2 separate regions of the Mus musculus genome follow, and region 1 is linked to region 2. The links are chromatin contacts, found by Hi-C or POLR2A ChIA-PET in ENCODE. All regions are on one chromosome and are shown on one strand. Each heading gives the region's core, a stretch centred on a gene start or an enhancer-like site at or near the end of the contact. The rest is flanking DNA. Distances are from core to core; before and after follow the strand shown. Region 1 has its middle 25 kb from the start of Gm4668. Region 2 holds the start of Tgfbr2 (transforming growth factor, beta receptor II).

Region 1 (5,042 bases), core at 1,805-4,304, 38 kb before region 2:
CTAGCAAAGGATTCCAGGTTGGTTTTTCAGCATCCATGTTGGGCAGCTCACAACTGCCTGTAATTGCACTTTTAGGGAACCTGAAACTTTCCTTTGACCTCCAGGGAAACACACACACACACACACACACACACACACACACACATGCACGAAGATAGATAGCCATAAAGTATAAAAAGTACATATGTGTGTATACTCAAGCGTACATGTCAGAGCCTGGGAGTCAGGGAACAACTCTCAGGAGGTGGCTCTCTTCTTCCACTGTGTAGTGCTGGGGAATTGAATTCAGGTTGTCAGGCGTGCTGACAATTGTCCTTACCCCACCCCCTCCCAAGGCATCTCAGTAGCCCAAATTTTTTTAAATGAAATTCATAGGAAAATGAGAGCCTAGGAGAATATTCAAGTGGACACATGTGAAGGTCATTTCTAGTACTCCAGGGACAACGGTGGCAATTACGATGAAGTGGTCGAGGCTATGGATTATTAGTAACCTGCTTATTGAGAAAACTACAGAGCCGGAGTTCAAGCCCCAGCAGCTGTATGAAATCCAGGTGTGGAGTTAAGCCTGTAATCACACGGCTGGCGGTGCAATCAGGCCGATCAAGGAAATGCCTCCTGAAACAGCAAGTCCCAGGCCCAGTGGGAGGCCCTGTTTCTAAAAGGTGGAGAGAGTGACTTAAGAAGACACCTGAGGGAGGTCACCTGCTCCTGGACAGGTGAGAAAGTGAGAGGTGGAGGGAAGTGTTTCAGTTCATTCTCTCTTCTTGGAGTTTCTCAAGAAAATGATTAACATAGACATAAGCCCAGCATTAGAAGAGAGAGATGATAGACAGATGACTGATGAAAGATAGATTAGATAGATAGATAGATAGATAGATAGATGATAAATAGAAAGATGGTAGATGACAGATAGATAGGTAGATAGATAGATGATAGATTGATGATAAATAGATAGATGATAGATAGATAGATAGATAGATGGATAGTTGATAAATAAATAGATGACAGATAAATAGATGATAGATAGATAGATAGATAGATAGATAGATAGATAGATAGATAGATGATAAATAGAAAGATGGTAGATGATAGATAAATAGATAGATGATAAATGATAGATAGATAGATAGATAGAAAGATAGATAGATAGATTGATTGATTGAAGAAAGGGTTAGTCCATACTCCCAAGGCATCAGTATGGACTTCTCAACAGAGAAAGCTATGAAGGGAAGACCCAACACATTTGCTATAACAAAGAAATGTAATTCGGTAAAAGTTGATGCTTTCATAGCGAATCGCATGCTTACAAACTCTTTGAAGTGACCCAAGAAAAGAAAGAAGTGAGAAGACCTAATACACTGCATTTTAGAACAGGCAATCAGGTTAGGCCTGAGGCTTCAGTTCCCACAAGGACAGTCCAGGCTTCTCAGAAACAAAACAAAACAAAACAAAACAGACACCACACAGACAAAGGGCAGCCAATCAGCAACTGCTCCAACATCTGGCCAGGGCCTCACAACGAATATCAAAAAGTCCCTGTAAAGTAACCCTCTCTCCCTCGAGGTATGAACCAATCAGAAGTATACAATATCCTATACCATAAGCTCAACCAATACTGATGAAGGTGACCCAACCACAACTGGAAAACCCTAATTGGCTTTTAAAAAGGCCTGTGAGCTCCAAGGTCACCATTTCGTTTGGATGGTTGGCTTCCCTCAAGCTAGCTGTTTCTGCAGAATAAAGTCTCTTTGTCTTTACATACTATTGAGTCTGAGATCTTCTTCCAGTGATTCTCAGAACCCTTACAGAAGCACAATTCTTTCCCAGGTAGCAACAGAAGACATGAAAGAGAGAGCTAGCTAGGAAGGAGAAGAGACCAATGCTTCAAAGACCCAAACCACAGTAGGTCACACGGCAGCATCTCCAGCTGCCAGCAGGATGTATCTCGTCAGTGACACCGGAAGGAGACCCCTGCTCTGCTGTCCTATGTGTAAAAGTGTTTTTTTTTTTCTGTATACATGTCTGTATGCCACATATATGCGGCCAGAAGATCGTGACCGATTCCCTGCAGTGGGAATTAGAGACAGTTGTGAGCTGCTGTTTGGGCTCTGGGAATTTAACCCAGAACCTCTGCAAGAGCAGTCAGAGCTGTCTCTCCAGGCCTTTATCCTTTCTAAGGAAGCTGGAAAAAGACCTTACAGAAAAACAAGCTCCCAAGGAAAGGCCTCTGGGCTTTCCACACAGACTGGGGGCTTGGGAGGGACGTTTCAAAACAGGGGCCAAGAGGAATAGAAGAGTTAGGGGGGTGGGGAGGGGTGCTGGGAAATGCTCACTTGTGGGGATGACCTGGCCATTGCACACTGGACCCTACAGAAGCCAAGGTCAAAGTGTTAAATTTTCCAGCGGGGAGTAAGGGTTCCTGAGGCCCCACTCCCTGCTGAGAAGTTGCTGGCTAGGGGTGAGGGAAGGGAGTCACTATGCTTTGAGGTGTGGCCACTGGTGGGTTGCTCATGTTCAAGTGGATGCTACCCCCATCCATTCACACATGGACAACACTAACTGGACTCAGTGGATTAATTAATTGATTGATTGATTGATTGATTAATAATTGTAACTAGAGATCATAAAGTTGGGAGGCGTGGCAGAAGGGAATGCAGGGGAGATTTGGAGATAAGAGTATGGGGTTGAATATGATTGAGGTGACTTGTATGCATTTAGAAAAATTTCAAAGAATAAACAAAAAAATGTTATTTAAAAAAAATGCTGAAGAGGTGAGATCTAGTGAGCGGCAGGCACGAAATGAACCTAGAACTGTCTCCTCAAGGCATGTTCTGGGCCCTTCTTCCCAGCTGCTGCCTGCCAGAAGAGCTGCTCTGCGGAGAGCTCGAGGAGGAAGGCTTTGGAATGTGCTCTCTGAAGCAGTTGCCAACACCTCCCTGCATTTGTGTCTTTGTCCAGGGACAGGAACAGCAGAATGGCCCCTAACGCAGCAGAACAATGACCCATTTATTCTGATATCCTGTCTCCTGCACAGGCTTTTGAGAAAGGGCTAAACACCACAAGAGCTCCCTATTGTGTGCCACTTGCCAGACTCTAGAGTTGGGGGACCTTGGGGAGTGTGGGAAGGGTGGCTTTCTTCCTGAAACATATAGGATGTGTAAACAATAGCCAGGCACTTGTCCCCTCCATTTGGAGAGATTTGTGAGCAGTGGAAAGTGGGCTGTGGATAGAAACAGCACACAGGCACGAACACACACACACACACACACACACACACACACACACTCCCATGCACATAGGCACTCAGGCATGCACAACATGCACTAGCACCATTATCTTTTATTTTTTAACTTGTGTGCATGTGCGCATGCGCGTGCACTCACATGTATATGTGACATATGTGTGGAGATGTGCCCATACCACAGCACATGTGTGGAGCTCAAAGAACAATTTCTGAAGCTACTCTTCTCCACCCATCTCTTGGAGCCAGGGTTTTTCTCCCTGGGGCCGCTGTGCTGTGCACTCCTGGGTAGACAGCCCAGGTGACTCTCCTGCCCTGCCTCCTCCCTTCCACAGGATTAGAGAAGCTCACTGCTTCTCATCTCAGGCCTGCAGGAGAAGGGTTTGTTTCCACCTCATCTGAGCTTAATCATTCAACCCCCAGTAATTCTCACACACTCAGTCTCCACCCCTACATGGTGAGCTCAATGCACACGGATAACACACCGGAACAATAGGCGCTGTCTAATTTTAGCTGAAGGATAGGGCATTTTTTTTCCTGGTGACTTGATATCAATTTATCATCCATCCCTGGGGTGGGTTGGGGGGAAGATTAAAAACAAACAAACAAACAAGACAACACTATAAAGCAAAGTACCCAGCAAGTAGCGGGAGACTTATCAATCTATGTTCTTGAAGATTCAACAGGGCTGAGTGTGAAATTGGAGCATTGTGTTTATAGAGAGCAGGAACGTTGCAAATTGAGAGCTAAAATTATCTTGGTCTATCTTAAGTCTTCCCAATACTCATTCCTCGCCCGCTTCTGTGTGTGATCTAACATCCTGTCAACTGTCAGGTATAACTGAGCAAACCGCTGCTTTCTAGTGGCCCTCGAGCTGCGAATGTCATCAGATAGCGTGAGACCACAGCACAGGTTCTCTGTTTCAACCCTCCTACCTACATTACTGCTTCCCCACTGTCCGTCCGATCTGCTAAGTGCCTGGATTCATGACGTTCTTTCATTCTGTAGCCACAAAAAGTTCAAGTCCCGTTGAGGTGAGAGATATGGTTTCATTTTTACATTTTTGTGTATTTTGTGTACATTCGTATGGGCAGGGAGGGCAGGGGTATGTATGCAGCACGTGTCAGGGCCAGAATGTGGAAGTCCAAGAACACTGTGTGTGGGACACAGGGTTATGCTTTGACCAGTAGGTCCTGGGGATTGAACTCAGGTTGCCAGGCTAGACAGCAAGCACTTTTACCCACTGACCCATCCTGCCGACCCACAGTTATGTTTTGTGCTATCAGCAACTGACTAAAGAATTTCAAGTAGTGTTACTTGACAGTATCATGTTATAAATGTTGCAAGCTGCTCATGTAGCACAGAGTAGACAGAAAGAGAACATGGCCGTGAAATCTGTAGATTTTGTTTTGAGATATACAATAGAGGAGATGAAGAATTAAAATTTGCACCTTAATTATTTACCTACATTATACTGACATTGAACAAATACTTCATGCTCCACAGGCTACATAGTCTATTATAGTCTCCCAACTCAGCCCCTGGAACACCAAAACAGCCAGAGACAATAGGAGGTGACTGTGTGCCTGTGTTCTAATAAAACTTTATTTAGAGGGGCTCGGATGTGGGGGACATGTAAAATGAATGTTAATGTTTTAGTGTCTGATAGTCACTCGTTTGTTTACAGACTTAGATTTTATACTTATCGTTCTTCTCTTTTATTTGTATTTTACTTTTACATTAGCTCTTTACGATCTGCTACAACGTAGCTGCCATTCAAACACAGTATCAAGGGATTAGA
Region 2 (4,472 bases), core at 1,056-3,555:
CTCTACACAGATCTACTCAGACAGGTGAGTCAATCAGGCCAGAGGAGGTCACGGGGGGGGGGGGGGGGGGGAGTCGGGGCTCTACAGGGGCAGGCCCTGGGAATGCAGAACAGGCTCTGAGCAGAGCAGGGCTGTGTGGGGATGGGGACTCTGGAGCAGGTGCAAGGGTTTGCTTCCTACTAGCTCCTCGAGCTCGGTGATGCTATTCAATGATAGTGACAGAGCTTGCACTTTAAAAATGCCTTCAGCTCAGATCTCAGGCACTGAGTGGAAGCACCCAGAGTGACCCTGCCTGTGGATGAGTGACCTGCAAGACAAATGCTCAAGGGATGGCAGTAGCCTGAGAGAAGACCACCCCAGAAGGAAGATGGGGAATCCGACTTTGAACTCAGCCTGTCTCCCTCACTAACACGGTATAAGTGCACGACTGCATGTGCGCTGAGCAGCGCGCACCCTCCTACTGTCTATCCATGCATTCTCTCACCAGATGCACGAGACAAGAACTCTTTGGATAAAAGATGACCTTTTCCTAGAAGGTGCATCCAGAAGCAGTGTTTGGTGCTGAATCAAAAACTCAGAAATCCAATTTTAACAAATTTACCCTCAGCATATGTGCATGAGCTCACACTCAGATGTGCACATACATATACACACACCCCCACACATACATACAGAGCTGGCACAGATGCATCTGAACCCCCAGTACTGGTGAAGCAGAGACAGGAGGATGTCTGGGTTGGTGACTAGCTGGTCTAGCTCATCTTCCATCTCCAGGATCAGTGGGAAGCTCATTTGAGGCAGGGAACTAGAGAGGCCGCTCTGAGATGCAGAACATGTGCAGTTTCTACAGAGACCCAGAGTCAGTTCCCGGCACTCACATAGTCACCTCCTGGATGCGTGGCTTGTGCCGCCTTGGGTGACCCGAGTTCCAGAAGGTTCTATGTCCTTTTATAGCTTCTGCAACAGGCATGCACATGATGCACATACAGACATGAAAGCAAGGTACTCACACATACAGTAAAATGAACCCTTAAAAACAAATCAGGCAGCTAGGCAGTGGTGGCACACGCCTTTAATCCCAGCACTTGGAAGGCAGAGGCAGGCAGGCAGATTTCTGAGTTCGAGGCCAGCCTAGTCTACAGAGTGAGTTCCAGGACAGCCAGGTCTATACAGAGAAACCCTGTCTCAAAAACCAAAAAAACAAAAAAACAAAAACAAAAAAACAGGCCGTGCTGCACACAGACAGGCGCACGCGCGCACGCACACACACACACTGTAGAGATTGTCTCTGGAAAACATGGTCACCCCAGAAAGAATGGAAATTTTGATGGGTCTTCCTACTGATAGCCTTTCTACCTCCAGCCAAGTATTTTCTCTCCTTACTCGAATTATCTTATCGAAGAGCGATCATTGAAAAGCAGACTCCACCACCAAAGACACTTTTTTTTGTTGTTTTTTGGGTTTTTGTTTGTTTGTTTGTTTGTTTTCCCAGACAGTATAGCTTTGGCTGCCCTGGAACTCACTCTGTATAATAGGCTGGCCCTGAACTCACAGAGACCCGCCCACGTGTGCCATCATCGTCTGGCCCCAAACATACTTTAATTTCTTTAGTTTCTTAGAGGCAACACCCTGAAAATATCAGCCCTACCTTGATCACAGAGCTTCACCCAGCAAACCACGCCCAGGAAACGGTCCTTCCAATGGGAGGCTCTACCCAGGTGCTCATTAGACATGCAGACACTCTGGGTTCAGACCTACTGAACCAGAACCTGCAGGTTAGCTAAATTCACAACCCAACGTGATTAATACGCACATTAAACTCTGAGACAAACTCCTGGATTTTGTTCCACAGTAAAAAACAGTCCTTTACAACGTGATCACACATGCATGTACATAAAACTGAAACTAAGCTCTAGTGAAGAAGTGCTTACCTTTATTTTATTAGGGGAAGCAACGTGTTCGGGACTCTGAAGCTACATTTCAGAGCTCTCTCCTGGGTCTCAATGGAATTATGAAGCCCCTGGGAGTAATGCCTAGAAGGTGTGGGGGTGCCTGGAGGTGTATCAAGGAAAGTGGTTTACACCACTTTCGAGCTTGTTTTGCGAAAAGTGCGCTTAGTCACTTCTGAGTTTGAACTTGGAGCCCAGACTTGGCGGGGTGGGGGTTGCGTGGGAGCGCTGGGAGTGGGCAGCTAAAAGTTTGTAGAGTCCAGGCAAGGTCCAATCCAGCGGCCTTGATTGGCGGCCGGAGGAAGGCGAGGGCTGGAAGCTGGAGGAGAGGGCCGGAGCTGGAAGGCTCTCCGGCGGCGAGAGGTCCTGCCCAGCTGTTGGCGAGGAGTTTCCTGTTTCCCTCTCGGCGCCCGGGTAAAGTTGATGAGTGAGTCACTCGCGCGCACCGACCGACGACACCCCCCGCGCGCGCACACGCTCGCCTGGGGGACGGAGCCCCAGCCTCCTGCTCAGCTCTCCTCGGCCGCCGGGGGCCTCCTCCGGGCCTCCGAGCTCCGGGGATCGCCGGCCACATCTGGCCCGCATCCTGAGAGGGCGAGGAGTAAAGGCGCAGCCCGGGGTCCCCGAGGCTCGGTTCGTGGCGCACCAGGGGCCGGTCTATGACGAGCGACGGGGGCTGCCATGGGTCGGGGGCTGCTCCGGGGCCTGTGGCCGCTGCATATCGTCCTGTGGACGCGCATCGCCAGCACGATCCCGCCGCACGTTCCCAAGTCGGGTGAGTGAGTGGCCAGGGCGCGACCCTGGGGGTTCACTGGGGCTCCCCGCTCCTCCTCCAGCCCCCAGGGCAGCGATTGACAGTCGGCCGCGGGACCCGGTGCGAGAGCGGAAACGGGAAGTTTGTAGCGGCCCGAGTCGGTTCAGGCCCGCGGGGATCCGGGCAAGATCTCTCGCAAAAGAGCAGGACAGTCCACTTGCAGGGGACTTGGGGACGCTCCTGACCCCCTTTGTGCGCGCACGAAAGGCCAGGTCGGCCGCGAGGGGCCTGGAGCCCCGGAAAGGGAAGTTTAAGAAGTTGGAACTTGGAGGAGCATCGGCAGGGGACTGGACGCCCAGCTGCTGCACACCTGGGCCGCTTACTGCCCTAGACACCGCGACTGAGCCAGACTCTCAGTCCTCAGCTTTGCCATCTCGGGAGGGATTCTGGGCCGTGACTCACTGGATACAAGTTAGAGAAGAGAACTGATCTCTATCCTCGCTGATTCCTGGCCTGCCGGGATGAGGACCCAGTGAGGGTGGTCAGGTTGATGGCTGAGAAAAATCTAGTGCATGCCTACTAAGTGATGGACTATAGGGATGCTGCCTGGAATGAAAGATCTCAGCAGCTACTATTCAATGGAAACACCTAACCCAGGTTGTCCTCCAGGTCCCATCGCAGGGGTTAGTTAAGGGAGAAAAGCAGGCTCTAGGGCTCCTTCCTAAGGGTTTGCTTGGAAAGTTTAAAATCTGGCATTTTAACTCTAAAGTTAGAGTTAGGGCCACGATCTGGGCAAGTCACATGACTCTGGGCCTCAGTTTTCCCTACTGTACAATGCAGTGGTTCAGTTTGTGAAAGTTTACACTCTTTTCATCACTGGCTTTCCATGACCTTCCCTAGTAACTAAGAGGATGGCCAGGGTCGATTTGGGGTGAAATGCAGAGATTGCGGTGGCCGTGTGTGTGTGTGTGTGTGTGTGTGTGTGTGTGTGTGTGTGTGTGTTGGGGAGCGCGGAAGTAGGGTGCAAGAGAGCTCGTTGCAGACATCGGTAGTTGAGGTGATTTAAGAGTTTTGGATCGTGTTGCAAACAGCAGTGGACCATTTCAGAAGGGAAGAGCCACACAAAGGGAAACAGCAAAAATCCTAACAGGTTTTAGTCCTGTTGCTTCATAAAGTCCGCGTTCGTGTCGTTGGTTTCCATTGAAGTGCAGTTCCAGAAAGGTCAACTGTCTCTCATGTTAACCCAGGCCCTTAAAGCTGGCTTGGGAGATTTAGCTCAGTGGCTAAGAGTGTTTGCTGTGCAAGCTTGAGGACGTGAGTTCAAATCCCGAGGGCCCATATGCAAAGTTGGGTGTGGTTCTTTGCCAGCCCAGCACTAGTGAGAGAAGACTGGAAACCCTTTGGAAATTGCTCGATGCCAGGTTAGCTCTAGGTTCGGAGAGAGACTCAAAGAGAGTGATAGAGACTCATGGAGAGTGACAGAGGACCCCTGGTCTCCTCCTCTGCCCCTTCCTGTGCTCACAAACCCTACCCCAAGCACATATAGACACACACAAGAAAAAAAAATTAAAAGAAAAAAAAAACCCTGCTGGGTTTTGCTGAAGACCATCAGAAAGAATATCCTTCCCTTTGTGTACATAAAACGTTTGCTTTAGCTCGAGAAGAACCGAAGTCCAGAGGCCCCAGTTTGAGTTTTGTTTACAAGATTAAGATTTGTGATTTTCGAATTCCAGGCTTTGTAGCTTGTGAGTCATATTTATGCACAGTTT

The links. A loop is a pair of places that touch in the nucleus more often than their neighbours do. ChIA-PET counts read pairs that join two places held with the same protein, here RNA polymerase II (POLR2A).
Region 1: a map of heart shows a loop between it and region 2 (1.9-fold over the local background). The contact joins the enhancer-like site here to the promoter of Tgfbr2 in region 2. A Hi-C loop is called at or near these places in 5 of 37 maps with a recorded cell type or tissue (CH12.LX, T-helper 2 cell, heart and 1 more). POLR2A ChIA-PET finds 5 or more read pairs at or near these places in 1 of 5 experiments (Patski).

The regions. Positions count from the first base shown.
Region 1 is chr9:116,211,368-116,216,409 of GRCm38, reverse strand. No RefSeq gene overlaps it. Among named protein-coding and RNA genes, the nearest start is that of Gm4668, 25 kb to the right of the region's middle. Within about 2 kb of position 3,054, at least 1 of the 3 ENCODE cell types and tissues checked has a DNase peak (open chromatin) inside an H3K27ac peak, as active enhancers do; it is heart, where a contact is called at or near this core.
Region 2 is chr9:116,173,196-116,177,667 of GRCm38, reverse strand. Tgfbr2 (transforming growth factor, beta receptor II) reads left to right here and starts at 2,305. Exons shown (of 8, transcript NM_009371.3): 1 at 2,305-2,724. The coding sequence starts at 2,631. Gm40582 (a long non-coding RNA gene) reads right to left here and starts at 2,024. Exons shown (of 3, transcript XR_871320.3): 1 at 1,932-2,024; 2 at 1,649-1,757; 3 at 1-957.